Linked DNA regions of Homo sapiens: region 2 is linked to region 1. The links are chromatin loops, found by intact Hi-C in ENCODE. Cell type or tissue: HCT116. All regions are shown on one strand.

What was found. Peaks named below come from ENCODE experiments on the same cell type or tissue, not always from the same donor. Only the 100,000 strongest peaks of a DNase experiment are listed, where the experiment ranks them.
Region 2: a loop joins it to region 1, with 8 times the contacts of the local background. A loop is called at or near these places in 55 of 110 quality-filtered maps.

The regions. Positions count from the first base shown.
Region 1 is chr11:117,102,856-117,110,855 of GRCh38, reverse strand. No RefSeq gene overlaps it. Among named protein-coding and RNA genes, the nearest start is that of SIK3, 8.4 kb to the right of the region's middle. RefSeq lists a silencer at 1,444-1,678. In HCT116, a CTCF peak has its summit at 4,687 (motif pointing right); a DNase peak (open chromatin) is centred at 4,655.
Region 2 is chr11:117,222,072-117,230,071 of GRCh38, reverse strand. It overlaps PCSK7 (proprotein convertase subtilisin/kexin type 7), which reads left to right. Exons shown (of 17, transcript NM_004716.4): 3 at 216-695; 4 at 1,722-1,856; 5 at 2,750-2,915; 6 at 4,051-4,141; 7 at 5,317-5,371; 8 at 5,856-5,994; 9 at 6,764-6,864. The coding sequence starts at 228. Among named protein-coding and RNA genes, the nearest start is that of PCSK7, 6.0 kb to the left of the region's middle. In HCT116, a CTCF peak has its summit at 3,429 (motif pointing right); a DNase peak (open chromatin) is centred at 3,471; H3K4me3 peaks cover 300 bases; H3K27ac peaks cover 678 bases.

The sequences.
Region 1 (8,000 bases):
CAGCTTGCAGGGAGGTGTGGATGGAGAGGTACTAGCGGGAACCGGGGCTGCCTGCCGTACTTGTGGGCCAGCTTGAGTTCTGGTGGGCGTGGGCTTGGTGGGCCCGCACTCAGAGCAGCCGGCCGGCGCCTCCCGCCCCGGGCAGTGAGGGGCTTAGCACTCGGGCCAGCAGCGGAGGAGGGTGCGCCAGGTCCCCCAGCAGTGCCGGCCCGCCGGCGCTGCACTTCAATTCTCCCCGGGCCTCAGCTGCCTCCCTGTGGGGCAAGGCTCGGTCTGCAGCTGCAGCTGCAGTCTGCGATGCCTGAGCCTCCCCGTCGCCGCCGTGTGCTCCTGGGCAGCCCCAGCCTCCCCCGACGAGTGCCGCCCCCTGCTCCGCAGCGCCTGGTCCCATGGACCGCCCAAGGGCTGAGGAGTGGGGGCACAGGGCGCAGGACTGGTGGGCAGCTCCCCCTGCGGATGCAGTGGAGTATCCACTAGGTGAAGCCAGCTGGGTTCCTGCGTCTATTGGGGACTTGGAGAACCTTTATGTCTAGCCAAGGGATTGTAAATACACCAATCGGGACTCTGTATTTAGCTCAAGGTTTGTAAGTGCACCAATCAGCACCCTGTGTCTAGCTCAAGGTTTGTAAATGCACCAATCTGCACTCTGTGTCTAGCTGATCTGGTGGGGACTTGGAGAACCTTTATGTCTAGCTAAGGGATTGTGAATACACAAATCGGCACCTGTCAAAACGGACCAATCAGCTCTCTGTAAAACAGACCAATCGGCTCTCTGTAAAATGGACCAATCAGGGTAGGGGGGGTGCGGTGGGGCAGATAAGAGAATAAAAGCAGGCTGCCGGAATAGGCAGTGGCAATCCGTTTGGGTAGTCTTCCTTGCTGTGGAGGTTTTGTTTTTTCACTCTCTGTAGTAAATCTTGTTGCTGATCACTTTTTGGGTGCATGCTGGCTTTATGAGCTGTAACGCTCACTGCGAAGGTCTGCAGCTTCACTCCTGAAGCCAGCGAGACCAGGAATCCACCGGGAGGAACGAATAAGTCCAGGCGTGCTGCCTTAAGAGCTGTAACACTCATGGCAAAGGCCTGCAGCTTCACTCCTGAAGCCAGCGAGACCGTCAACCCACCAGAAGGAAGAAACTCTGGACACGCCGCCTTTAAGAACTGTGACACTCACCGCGAGGGTCTGCGGCTTCATTCTTGAAGTCAGTGAGACCAAGAATCCACCAATTCCGAACACATTATTACCCTTCGTCATCATGTCCTGCCCACTCATTTTTTTTTTTAAGAGATGGTGTCTCTGAGTAGGCAAAGTGGCTTACTCCTGTAATCTTAGCATTTTGGGAGGCCGAGGTTGGAGGTTTGCCTGAGCTCAGTAATTCCAGATCAGCCTGGGCAATATGGTGAAACCCCATGTCTACTAAAACACGAAAAATTACCCAGGCGTGGTGGTGCACACCTTGTAGCCTCAGCTATGCAGGAGGCTGAGGTGGGAGAATCACTTGAACTCAAGAGGTGAAGGTTGCAGTGAGCCAAGATTGTGCCCTTGCACGCGAGCCTGCCTGGCAGAGCAAGACTCCATCTCAAAAAAAAAAAAAAAAAGATGGTGTCTAGCTCTGTTATCCAGGCTAAAGCACAGCACAGTGGCTATTAAGAGGTGTGATCATAGCGTACTGCAGCGCTGATCTCCTGAGCTCAAGCAATCCTCCTGTGTCAGCCTGCCAAGTAGCTGGGACTATAGTTGGCACTACTCTCCCGGCTCCTGCCCTTATTTTTAACTTAAAAACTAAATGGGGCCAGGCGTGGTGGCTCATGCCTGTAATCCCAGCACTTTGGAAGGCCAAGGTGGGCGGATCACTTTAGTTCTGGAGTTTAAGGCCAGCCCCACCAACATGGCAAAACTCTATCTGCTAAAAATACTACAAAACAATTAGGCAGGCATGGTGGCACATGCCTGTAATCCCAGCTACTCAGGAGGCTGAGACGCTAGAATCACTTGAACTCAGAGGCAGAGGTTGCAGTGAGCTGAGATTGTGCCACTGCACTCCAACCTGGATGACAGAGTGACACTGTCTCAAAACATAAATAAAATAATAAATTTAGAACATTTTAGTTTTATTTTGGAAAACAATTAAAAGTCATATATGAGTGTTTCATTTCTTTTTTTTTGAAGCAGAGTTTCGCTCTTATCGCCCAGGCTGGAGTGCAATGGCGCGATCTTTGCTTACTGCAACTTCTGTCTCCCAGGTTCAAGCGATTCTCCTGCCTCAGCCTCCCGAGTAGTTGGGATTATAGGTGCCTGCCATCATCCCTGGATAATTTTTGTACTTTTAGTAGAGGTGGGATTTCACCACGTTGACCAAGCTGGTCTTGAACTCCTGACCTCAGGTGATCCATCTGTCTTGACCTCCCAAAGTGCTGGAATTTCAGGTGTGAGCCACCAAACCCGGCTGAGTGTTTCACTGTGTAAAAGCAGATTATTGCACAATACCTACAAATGGTATACATATAATTTGTTGTTTTTTACATATATTATATTAAATAAATTTTAGGGGAAAAAATGCCACCAGGATTGGATCTTTCCCACAGAGCTCATATAGACTTCTCACAAAGCACTTGCATTATGCAGAAAGTTTGGGAGTGCACACAATTTGTTAAGCAGATTGTTACATAGCAATTATATAAGTGTTTTAGTATTTTTCATGTACATGCTTTAAATTTTATTTAAAAAGGCACTGTCATCATTTTTTTTAACAGACCACAGACACTAGTATATTCTAATATTTGGAAAGACAACTGGCTTTGGAGATCAGCAGCCTTGGAATTACATCTCAGCTTCACCACTTACTGGCTGTAGGAGCCAATCATCAGATAGATAAAGTAAGTTGACCATCTATAAAGTGGGGATAACAACTACGTTATGAAATTTGAGAGTAAGAATGTTTTCATTGGACATGCAGAGTTGCATCACAAACACAAATATATCCACATTCCACAGATTGAACTATGCATGTTTAGTAAACCAAATCGAAACATTTAAACCACAACTTTCTTTTAACTCTGAAGTTAATCCATTTTCACAGCCCTAATTCTATTCTCAATCATTCCTAATCTTTTGAAAGTGATTTGGAAACCAGTATGTTATTGTTTACCTACTTTTGGAATTTAGAGGGAGGATGTACGAGGCTCTAATCTAGGTCCCTTTACATATTTATAAGTTAATTCTCCTAACGACCTCATTAGGTAGGAGTGATTTTCCAGAGAAGATAACAGACCTGGCTCTTAAATGTGCCAAGTGAATGAAATTATTTTTTAAATAAAAATAAATGGAAATAACTTCATCCTTAGTTTTTTTTCTTAAGCAGAGTTTCCCTCTTGTTGCCCAGGCTGGAGTGCAATGGTGCAATCTCGGCTCACTGCAACCTCCACCTCCCCGGTTCAAGCAATTCTCCTGCCTCAGCCTCTCCAGTAGCTGGAATTACAGGCACGCATCACCACGCCTGGCTAATTTTTTGTATTTTTACTAGAGATGGGGTTTCACCATGTTGGCCAGGCTGGTCTTGAATTCCTGACCTCAGGTGATCCACCTGCCTCAGCCTCCCGAAGTGCTGGGATTACAAATGTGAGCCACCACACCCAACCAAAAGACAAATTTTTTTTTAAGACAAGTGTGGTGGTATATGCCTACAGTCCCAGCTACTCAGGAGGCTGAGGTGGGAAGATAGCTTGAGCCTAGGAGTTGGAGGCTTCAGGGAGTTATGATTGCACCACTGCACTCCAGCCTGGGCAACAGAGCAAGACTCCGTCTCAAAAAAAAAAAAAAAAAAAGGCAGGCGTGGTGGCTCTAGCCTGTAATCCTAGCACTTTGGGAGGCCAAGGCGGGTGGATCATTTGAGGTCAGGAGTTTGAGACCAGCCTGACTAACATGGTGAAAACCACACCTGTCTCTACTAAAAATACAAAAATTAGCTGGGTGTGGTGGTGCACACCTGTGATCCCAGCTACTTGGGAGGCTGAGGCAGGAGAATCACTTGAACTCCGGAGGTGGAGGGTGCAGTGAACTGAGATCATGTCACTGCACTCCAGCCTGGGTGATAGAGCCAGATTCCGTCTCAAAACATACACACACAAACACACACAGCATGGACTGCTACTTAAGCCTAAAACACAATTGTAAGCCTACCCCACTGTACTTTCTTTTTTTTTTTTTTTTGAGGCGGAGTCTCACTCTTTCGCCCAGGCTGGAGTGCAGTGGTGCCATCTCGGCTCACTGCAGCCTCTGCCTCCCGGGTTCAAGCTATTCTCCTGCCTCAGCCTCCTGAGTAGCTGGGATTACAGGCGTGTGCCACCCCGCCTGGCTAATTTTTATATTTTTAGTACAGACGGGTTTCACCATGTTGGTCAGGCTGATCTCAAACTCCGGACCTTGTGATCAGCTCTCCTCGGCCTCCCAAAGTGCTGGGTTTACAGGCGTGAGCCACCGCGCCTGGCCCCCACTGTACTTTGTATTTGGCCATAAAGAAATCTAGCTTCCTGAAGCCAGCTTCCATTCGGATTCCAGCTTTCTGGCTCCTATACGGGTTTGTGGTTTTCAATGGCCTACAGTTTAAATAGAAAGGACTAGAAAGCCTTCCTTAGCAGAAAAGAAAAGGGAGTATTCGTTACGCATCATGTAGTTTAGGACTTCAACCAGAAGGTGTCTCTGCAGCCAAGGGATAGGAATCTGGCCTCAAGAAGTAGAAGACTGGATTTTCTAGTTTGAGAAAAATTGTGGCAGAAATGAAGCAAACAAAGGTAAGTCAGCTACCTACAGAAACCAATCCCAATAGTATAAATTGTTCTTAGCCAACAGCTGAAAAGGCTGGTAGAAAACTTAAGCAAAACCCACTTTTTTTTTTTTTTTTTTTGAGACAGGGTTTCACTTTGCTGCCCAGGCTGGAGTGCAGTGGTGTGATCACGGCTCACAGCAGCTTTGACCTCCTGGACTCAAGTGATTCTCCCACCTTAGCCTCCCAAGTAGCTGGGCCACAGGCATGCACCACCATGCCTGGCTATTTTTTTTTTTTTACTTATTTTTGAGATGGAGTCTTGCTCTGTTGCCCAGGCTGGAGTGCAGTGGGGTGGCGTGATCTCGGCTCACTGCAAACTCCACCTCCCGGGTTCAAGCAATTCTCCTGCCTCAGCCTCCCGAGTAGCTGGGATTACAGGCGCCCACCACCACTCCTGGCTAATTTTTTGTATTTTTAGTAGAGACGGGGTTTCACCGTGTTAGCCAGGATGGTCTCATCTCCTGACCTCGTGATCCGCCCGCCGTGGCCTCCCAAAGTGCTGGGATTACAGGTGTGAGCCACCGCGCCCAGCCTCCTGGCTAATTTTTTTTTTTTTTTTGAGACGGAGTCTCGCTCTGTCCCCCAGGCTGGAGTGCAGTGGCACGATCTTGGCTCACTGCAAGCTCCACCTCCCGGCTTCAGGCCATTCTCCTGCCTCAGCCTCCCGCGTAGCTGGGATACAGGCGCTGGCTGCCACGCCCGGCTAATTTTTTTGTAGTTTTAGTAGAGATGGGGTTTCACCGTGTTAGCCAGGATGATCTTGATCTCCTGACCTCGTGATCCGCCCGCCTCAGCCTCCCAAGTGCTGAGATTACAGGCGTGAACCACCGTGCCCAGCCCCTCCTGGCTAATTTTTAATTTTTTTTGTAGAGATGGGGGTTTTGCTATGTTGCCCAGGCTGGTCTTGAACTCCTGGGCTCATGCCGTCGTCTCACCTCAGTCTCACAGAGTGTTGGGATTACAGGAGTGAGCCACTGTGCCTGGCTCAAAACCGACCCTTAATGCAAGGAAGCTGCTTTAAAAGCAGAGCATCTGTCCTGTCACCTGAAACACACCAGGCTGTGTGAAGGTGAGCTTTGAAAACTGAGAGGCAGTTCCCAAGGCAGGTGCTGCAGAAGAGACGGCTCTTCCGTGAGAATAGATGTGAAGATGAAGGGAAAGAAGAAAAATGCAGTTTTGTAAGTGCAGAGCTAGGGAAATAAGGAAAACTTTCACCCTAGGTAGACCTTTGAAGTATGCCTTCATTTTCGGTGAAACATGGTGACTTTCTAGAATCTAGGTACACTTTGATATTCAAGGGAAAGAAAAGGATCCAAATATGTCAATATCTTAATCAATATTTGTTGAATATCATATTTTTTACTTAGGAGAAATAAGTAAATTATAAGACAAAAATTAGTAGTATAAATATTAGAGAGTTGATTACAGGGTAACAAGGGATCCTCCACCTTAAGGAACACACTTTTATTAAAAATGTTGTCCTGGCCAGGTGTGGTGGCTCACGCCTGTAATCCCAGCACTTTAGGAGGCCGAGGTGGGTGGATCACCTGAGGTCGGGAGTTCCAGACCAGCCTGGCCAATATGGTGAAACTCTGTCTCCACTAAAAATACAAAAATTAACTGGGCGTGGTGACGGGTGCCTATAATCCCAGCTACTTGGGACTTGGGAGGCTGAGGCAGGAGAATTGCTTGAACCAAGGATGTGCAGGTTGCAGTGAGCCGAGACTGCACCGCTATACTCCAGTCTGGGTGACAGAGCGTGACTCCATCTCAAAAAAAAAAAAAAAAAGTTGTCCTAGATGATTTTTTTTCTTTACTAAATGTATTTTGCCATTGATTTTTCTTATAAAACCAAAGGTATATTTGCCCAAGGAAGACATTGATCCCAAATGATAATACAGTCACATCTAAGGTTGAAGAAGACCTTTTGAAAATTATACTTGGCCAGTTCAGTGGCTCACACCTGTAATCGCAACACTTTGGGAAGCTGAGGCAGAAGGATTGTTTGAGACCAATAATTTGAGACTGGCCTGGGCAACATGGCAAGACCCTGTCTGTATAAAAACATTAAAAGATTAGCCAGGGCCGGGCGCGGTGGCTCACGCCTGTAATCCCAGCACTTTGGGAGGCCGAGACGGGCGGATCACGAGGTCAGGAGATCGAGACCATCTTGGCTAACACGGTGAAACCCCGTTTCTACTAAAAATACAAAAAATTAGCCGGGCGTAGTGGCGGGCGCCTGTAGTCCCAGCTACTTGGGAGGCTGAGGCAGGAGAATGGCGTGAACCCGGGAGGCGGAGCTTGCAGTGAGCCGAGATCGCGCCACCGCACTCCAACCTGGGAGACACAGTGAGACTCCGTCTCAAAAAAAAAAAAAAAAAAAGATTAGCCAGGCATGGTGGTGTATACATGTAGTCCCAGCTACTCGGGAGGCTGAGGCAGGAGGATCACTTGAGCCCAAGAAGTTGAGGCTGCAGTGACCTATGATAGCGCCACTGCACTCCAGCCTGAAGATGTTTTGGATTATTCAAAGGATAATTAATAATAATCTAAAAATGTTTCAACCATATCCTAGAACATATGCAAAGTAATAAGGGCAATTTTTATGTTTTGCATCACAGCTTGAATGGCTACATTAAAAAGAACAATGTGGGCAGACTGAACAGAAAGTCGTTGACTGAAAGCTTACTTAGCTTCCCTTATACAACCTACCTGAGATATTTTCTAGCAGGAGACTAAGTAGTTATCCTTGGCTGCTCAGACCTGCTTCGGATGCCCTGGGGAAATTGGGATGTGACCAGGTGGATCTGAGAAAGACGAGGAAAAAGGCAAAAGCCACACAGCTGAGGTGGTGATGCAGAACACAGTCTTTTTATTATTATTATTATTATTTGTGACAGAGTCTTGCTCGGTCACCCAGGCTGGAGTGCAGTGGTATGATCTCAGCTCACTGCAACCTCTGCCTCCCAGGTTTAAGCCATTCTTCTGCCTCAGCCTCCTGAGTAGCTGGGACTACAGGTGCCCACCACCATGCCTGGCTAATTTTTGTATTTTTAGTAGAGGCGGCGTTTCACTGAGTTGGGCAGGCTGGTCTTGAACTCCTGACCTCAAATGATCCACCCACTTCGGCCTCCCAAAGTGCTAGGATTACAGGTATGAGCCACCATGTCCATCT
Region 2 (8,000 bases), 120 kb before region 1:
CTGGTGTTAGTGCTGGCCCACACTCCACCTGGGGGCTTATCCCTGTTGGTCAGGGATAAATGTGAACAAAAAGAGAAGATCAAATGTTTCACAATTTAAAAGGCATGGCTTAGGGACTTCCAGGGGGAACACATGGATGGCTCAGCATCTCCCTCTCAGATTCCTGCAGTTACCAGCTCTTTGATCTCTTCCATATCCTTTTTCTTTGTCTGCAGTCCACTGCTCTGATGCCGAAGGGGAGGCAGAAAGTGCCACACTTGGATGCCCCCCTGGGCCTGCCCACCTGCCTCTGGCTGGAATTAGCCGGGCTCTTCTTACTGGTTCCCTGGGTCATGGGCCTGGCAGGGACAGGTGGGCCTGATGGCCAGGGCACAGGGGGGCCGAGCTGGGCTGTGCACCTGGAAAGCCTGGAAGGTGACGGGGAGGAAGAGACTCTGGAGCAGCAGGCGGATGCCTTGGCCCAGGCAGCAGGGCTGGTGAATGCTGGACGCATCGGAGAGCTTCAGGGGCACTACCTCTTTGTCCAGCCTGCTGGGCACAGGCCGGCCCTGGAGGTGGAGGCCATCCGGCAGCAGGTGGAGGCTGTGTTGGCTGGGCATGAAGCTGTGCGCTGGCACTCAGAGCAGAGGCTGCTAAGGCGGGCCAAGCGCAGCGTCCACTTCAACGACCCCAAGTACCCGCAGCAATGGCACCTGGTGAGTCCAGTCCTGCAGTTTGCAGTTTCAGGTGGGTAGGTTCCAGTCCAGTTCTTTAATGGGCTTTTGACTATATCACTCTTCAGTCACCTCCATCCTTTGCCTGAGGGACCATTTCCCGGTTCTGTGGTGTTTCCCTAGGCTCTCCCTCCCTTCTACTGTCTTCTAGAGGCCGGTGTTCTACAGTGCTCAGGGCACAGATGGTGCAGCCAGGCTGCCTGGGCTCATGGTCCAGCTCTGCCACTTACTAGCATGTGCATTTGGGCAAGCTGCTTAAACTCTGTGCCTCAGCTTCTCCATCTGTAAAGTGGAGATTGTAATAGTGCCTACCTCATAGAGTTATGGTTAGGGTAAGTGAATGTATACATGTGTAGCACTTAGAACCATGCCTGACACATGGTAAACACTATGACATAAGTGATACGATACTACCATTGGCATAAGAGGTGTATCATCTGGCCCGGTGCGGTGGCTCACGCCTGTAATCCCAGCACTTTGGGAGGCCGAGATGGGCAGATCACGAGGTCAGGAGATCAAGACCATCCTGGCTAACACAGTGAAACCCTGTCTCTACTAAAAATACAAAAAATTAGCCAGGCGTGGTGGCAGGCGCCTGTAGTCGCAGCTACTCGGAAGCCTGAGGCAGGAGAATGGCGTGAATCCGGGAGGCGGAGCTTGCAGTGAGCCGAGATCCTGCCACTGCACTCCACACTCCAGCCTGGGTGACAGAGCAAGACTCCGTCTCAAAAAAAAAAAAAAAAAAAGAAGTGTATCATCCAACCCTTCACCCTAGCTACCATTTTATCCCGAATCCCCCATGACTGATGACAAACTTTCCTAGAATCCAAGGCTGTGGCAGAGCTCTCACCTGCTCCTCCTTGACTCTGTTCCCACCTGACCTATTGGTCTGCAATCTGTCTGGCTCTTTGGTGGAGGCCAAGGGTGAAAAGGGGCTGCTAGCTATAACTTCATCTCCCTCTGGGCTGTGCTATGTGTCACTGTATTCCCATCCTGTCTCTCTTACAGAATAACCGACGGAGCCCGGGCAGGGACATCAACGTGACGGGTGTGTGGGAACGCAATGTGACTGGGCGAGGGGTGACGGTGGTGGTAGTGGATGACGGAGTGGAACACACCATCCAGGACATTGCACCCAACTATGTGAGTGGCCCTGGAACGACACCCCTCACTCCCCACGTCTTACCTCCTTCTTGATGTTGCCTCAGTCTTGTCCCCTTTTCTAGAGGTCTTTGGGCCAAATAAAAGAGCCTGGGAGGTGGGATGGGGTTCATCCTCTTCTTTTCCCTAGCTAGCCAGTCAAGGCACAGCAGGTGGCTCTAACTCTAAGAACAATCCTGCTCTCAGTTCTAGTCCTTTTCTGAGGAGTAAGGAGTGGCCCCTGCAGGCAACTTCCCTCTTGTTGGAAATCCGAGTGCCTTCCTCTCTCTAAAGCGTGGCCTCTAGGGAGCCCTACCTGCCTTTTTTCCAGGTTTCCCAAGCCGTGGAGCTGTAGGCACATTCGCATAATGGGCAAGAGAAGTTTGCTGGGAGCTGTGGCACTTCTCAGTTTTGCCCCAGTGTCCTTTGCTCATATCTTTTAGCCAGTGTGGTTTGCAGATAGAAATGGGCTTATTGGGTCCGGGCGCGGTGGCTCACGCCTGTAATCCCAGCACTTTGGGAAGCCAAGGCGGGCGGATCAGGAGGTCAGGAGTTTGAGACCAGCCTGGCCAAGATGGTGAAACCCCGTCTCTACTAAAAATACAAAAATTAGCCAAGTGTGGTGGCGCTCACCTATAGTCCCAGCCACTCGGGAGGCTGAGGCAGAAGAATCGCTTGAACCTGGGAGGCAGTTGTTGCAGTGAGCTGAGATTGTGGCACTGCACTCCAGCCTGGGCAACAGAGTGAGACTCCATCTCAAAAACAGAAACGATGAGAAATGAGCTTATCGCCCTAGCTTCGATTCCCAAACTCCCATTTCCTTTCTGTCCCTGAACCCCAGGACCTGATCCCCTCTAACCAGTGAATGACCACATGTCACCTCCAAAATATTTCAGAGCCCTGAGGGTAGCTATGACCTCAACTCTAATGACCCTGACCCCATGCCCCACCCGGATGTGGAGAATGGCAACCACCATGGCACGCGATGTGCAGGAGAGATCGCGGCTGTGCCCAACAACAGCTTCTGTGCCGTGGGCGTGGCCTACGGGAGCCGCATCGCAGGTAACTTGTGCCTCCAGCCTAGCCTTGGTAGGCTGCTCCTGTGACCACAGTCTTCATTTCCTGCACCCCTCCCTACTCTGAAACATCTTTATCCCATAGCCCAGCTGACACACATAGCATAGAGCAAGGGTGAGTTTATAATAGGTGTCTGTAGGACATATCAGCTCATTGATTTTTCAGTGCAGTGGTGTTTCAAACATGTTTTTCTATTTATAGTTCCATAAATTACAAAGTGCCTTCTTGTCGGTTTTTCCTCTATGATCCGATACGTCTATGGTGGCAGCCTTTGCATTTCCCAGCTCCCCAGCTCCCCAGCTCCCAGTCCCACTGATGGTCACGGGCTGCTCTCCATCCTTTTGGGGGAGCTGAGCAGCCCTATTCCTCCCTGGAGGTGGTTCTGTGGTTCTTTCACACTCAACGTCTGTCCATCAAGGCAAAAGGTGAAGGGAATGAATGGGGAAGCCCTCACCATAACTCCTTATGTGCTTGGGAACCTACAGACTGAACAGACTATTCCTCTTATACTCCAGCAGAGGGCAGTAGCTCTCCATAAATGAGACCGGAGGAGCCAGAAACCCTGTCCAAGTCCCTTCTCTGAAAGTGCCACAGCACTGCAGCCTGGGCGACAGAGCCAGACTTTGTCTCTCTCTATATATATATTTTTTTGGTGGGGGGACAAGTAATACGTATACATGGTGTAAAAATGCAAAATGGGCTGGGCGTGGGGGCTATGGGGATCACACCTGTAATCCCAGCACTTTGGGAGGCCAAGGCAGGCAGATCACTTGAGGTCAGGAGTTCGAGACCAGCCTGACCAATATGGTGAAACCCCATCTCTACTAAAAATACAAAAATTAGCCGGGTGTGGTGGCATGCGCCTGTAGTCCCAGCTACTTCGAGGCTGAGGCAAGACAATCGCTTGAACCCAGGAGGTGGAGGCTGCAGTGAGCCGAGATCATGCCACTGCACTCCAGTCTGGGTGACAAGTAAGACTTTATCTCAAAAAAAAAAAAAAGCAAAATGTACAAAGAGCATGTAGGGAAAAATAAGTCTCCCACATATGGCTCCCCACCTCCCAGTTCCCCGGCTAGGAGACCAGCATTAGTGAGGAGCTGCTGTGGCCTTCATTGCCTAGGTATCCGGGTACTGGATGGACCTCTCACAGACAGCATGGAGGCAGTGGCGTTCAACAAGCACTATCAGATCAATGACATCTACAGCTGCAGGTGAGGCAGAGCTGCAGATGAGAGGGCAAGAGCCTGGAGCACCTGGGACAAATCCGCCAACAAAATCCCAACCAGTGGGCTGACTTAGGCCGGAGCAGGGGTCTCCTCATTGGGTTCAGCTAATAAGTCCATTGCCTTCATTTCTCTAGATTCCCAGCCACTGGGCACTCAACCTTAAGCCCCCGTCACCCCCGTAATCAGATTGCCACATGAGAAGCCCTGGCCTGTGCACATTTATTTGTTTTCTAAACTCCTAAGGCCTCTGCAAGAAAGCGGGCTTTCTTCTCCATCCACAGGCCAGCTGAATGCCCAACACCAATCCCCCACCCCACGCCAATGCACTGCACCTTCAGGGCATGGCTGTGCTGGACTGGACAAGAAGGAAATGGGGTTGGGGGCCCACATGGCATTGATGGCACCTGTTCCTCCCCCGACATACCTCCCTTAAATCCATGACATCATCCACAGGGTACACTTCCCGATAGAGACAGAATAGAGAACTCCTCAACCTGAGAACCAAGAGCTTCCACAGAAGTTCATGGGCGCTCTGCCTTCTACCCTACGAGTTGGGCCAGGTGCGGTGGCTCACGCCTGTAATCCCAGCACTTTGGGAGGCTGAGGCATGTGGATTGCTTGAGGTCAGGAGTTCAAGACCTGCCTGACCAACATGGTGAAACCCCATCTCTACTAAAAATACAAAAATTAGCCAGGCTTGGTGGTGGGCACCTGTAATCCCAGCTACTCCAGAGGCTGAGGCAGGAGAATCGCTTGAACCTGGGAGGTGGAGGTGGCAGTGAGCCAAAATCGCGCCATTGCACTTCAGCCTGGGCAACAGAGGAAGACGCCGTTTCAGGAGAAAAAAAAAAAAAAAAAAAGGTCTACATGTCTCTGATCCCTAGATCAGGAGATGAGTGACCTCTGTCCCTCTCTGCCACTATGGGCTATGGGGACATTCACAAGGAAAAGAAGAGCCTTAGCACACTTCTGTTTTCCACTTTGGAGAGGGGATGGACCTTTGAACCCTGTGCCTTTTAATCACGGAAGCCTTTAAGTGGAACCCTTGGGAGGAGTTAAGAGCTGCAGGTCAAAGGGCAGCCAGCTGAGACTGGGAGGCGCTGGGTGGGTAGCCGCAGCCTGGCTCTGGCTGTCCCCTCTAGGTATTTATTTCTCAACAGCTGGGGACCAGATGACGATGGGAAGACAGTGGATGGCCCCCATCAGCTTGGAAAGGTAACTGGCCTGCACAAAGACTCTGAGAAACGGGATGCCCTCTTCATACAGTCCCGGGAGAACTGCTGCAAGTTGACCCATCTTCCCACTCCACCTCCACGCTCAGTCTCCTTTCAGGAAGAGAACACCTAACGTCGGGGCAGGAAGCCTAGGGGACGTTTGTTCCTAGAGAGGGAAATGGAACAGTGCTTTGAGATTGTTTCCCTTTCATCTTATCCTCAGCTCCCATGCCTGGCCCCACCCTGTCCTCTGATAAGCAGAGGGTGTCCATCAGTCATCATTCAACTCACAGCTGCCCCACATCCTGGGTCAACTCACAGCTCCCTCACATGCGGGGTCCATCTTCCAATCTTTCCCCCATGCCCAGTGCCCTTTGAACTTTTTTCCCTTTGTTTCTAGAAGGGGTGGAGAGGGTGACTGATGTGGTAGGCGGAGGTCTTTCTGTGGGTTCCTCAACTGACACCCTGATGTTTTGGCTCCTCAGGCTGCCTTACAACATGGGGTGATTGCTGGTCGCCAGGGCTTTGGGAGCATCTTTGTGGTAGCCAGTGGCAACGGAGGCCAACACAACGACAACTGCAACTACGATGGCTACGCCAACTCCATCTACACCGTCACCATAGGTAGTCACCCAATGTTTCTGTGCTCCTGTGTGTGTGTCACCGAAGGGTTAGGGCATCACACGTCTTGTCCTAGCTTCTGTGTGTGTCTAAATGTGTGAGCACAATAATCTCTTTGGGCTCAGATAGGACTAGCCCTGCTTGCAGAGGACCTTGGGACTTCTTAGATGTCAGCATACCCTGGGAACACCTTCAAGCCATCATCTGGAGATCACCGAGCTGCCTCCACCCCACCACAGCTGGTTAGGCCTCTGCTCTGGCCTGTCTTTCTGTGGGCCACCTTCTGCCTGCTGGAAGCCTCCCCTGACTCCCCACAGGCCTAAATTAAGTGCCCTTTGCCTGTGCTCCCAGTTAGCATGTGTTTATTTACTTACCTGACTTCTACCTGACTCTAGGCTCCTCGAGACTAGGACTGCGGCCTTTTCCATATGGCCCTGATGCCTGGCACGGGTGTGACCCACAGTAGATGGGTAATGAATGTTGAAAACAGTAAGCATGTGAATGAATAAGTGGGTATGAAGGTAGAAGGCTGCCAGTTGTACCCCAGAGCCTACTGAAAGAATGGTATTGCGGCACAGAATGCCCTCTGCCACTTGAGACTGCCTGTTCAGAAGAGGATCAGGACTGCTCTGAGGGACGTGGGCCGCTCAGATCATGTTTCAAACTCAGGACAGCCCCCCAGGATGGTAACTCCAAGATAACTGACATTAGCAAGCCCCTGCCACAGGACCCCCTCTGCATCTCAGCTCTAATCTCCCTCCTCTGTCCCTAGGAGCTGTGGATGAGGAGGGACGCATGCCTTTCTATGCAGAAGAATGTGCCTCCATGCTGGCAGTCACCTTCAGTGGTGGGGACAAGATGCTTCGGAGCATTGTGAGTGCCTCCCGGGCCCTCCACGGCCTGCCCCTTTCCCACAAGACTTCACGTCTCAGACATCACAGCGCTTCTCACTGTTCCCTGCTTCCCCGCCCCAACACTCAGGCTCCTCTTCCCCCACAGAGCTGGATGTCTTAAGGCATGCCACCCTTGGAGTAGTAGACTCGGGGACTCTGAATACATCTTGGGAATGCTTTTATCTTAGAAATTTGGATTTAGGACGAATATACATATTTTTAGAAACTAAGTGTCACATGGGGCCAAACATGGTGGCTCACTCCTGTAATCCCAGCACTTTGGGAGGCCAAGGCGGATGGATCACTTGAGGTCAGGAGTTCAAGACCAGCCTGGCCAACATGGTGAAACCCTGTCTCTACTAAAAATACAAAAATTAGCCTGGTGTGGTGGCGGGCATCTGTAATCCCAGCTACTTGGGAGGCTGAGGCAGGAGAATCGCTTGAAACAAGGAGGCGGAGGTTACAGTGAGCCAAGATTGCACCACTGTACTCCAGCCTGGGTGACAGAACAAGACTCCTTCTCAAAAAAAAAAAAGAAACTAAGTGTCACATGGATTAAACAACTTTTTCACACTCAAGGAAATGCACAAACAACTTCTTTGCAGTGTCTTCCTTTGGTAAAATTTGGGCTTTTGCTAATTTCTGTGGACTTAAAAAAAACTCCTAATTCCATTGCCCTTCAGCTCTTAGGTAAATACTGTGAGTTCTGGTCATGTGCATCTTCAGGAGGAAAGCTAGTCTGGTTGTCGTTTTTATGGGATGAGTGGGAAGAGGAGTGGGGGAATGTCTCATGTCAACACCAGAGAGAGCTCTTTCTCTGGAGCTATAATTGGAGCCATAGCAAATGAAATTCGAGCAGGGTCATGGAGCTTCTCTAACCTGTGGAACCCATTTAAAGAATTTGAAGACGATCGCCTACACCCAGCTGGGCTTAGCGCCATCCCAGCAGGTTTAAGGCAGGCCTCTAGACCATCTTCCTAGAGCTCCCTGCCTGTCCCTGTTGCCCGCAACCATATAGTGTGGGCATAGGAGGCTCTAGGCAGGAGCTGGGCTGGAGCCAGGTGGTATCAAATTTCTCCAGTGGCTGAGTCGGGAGATCTCTCTGGGGCCATTGGG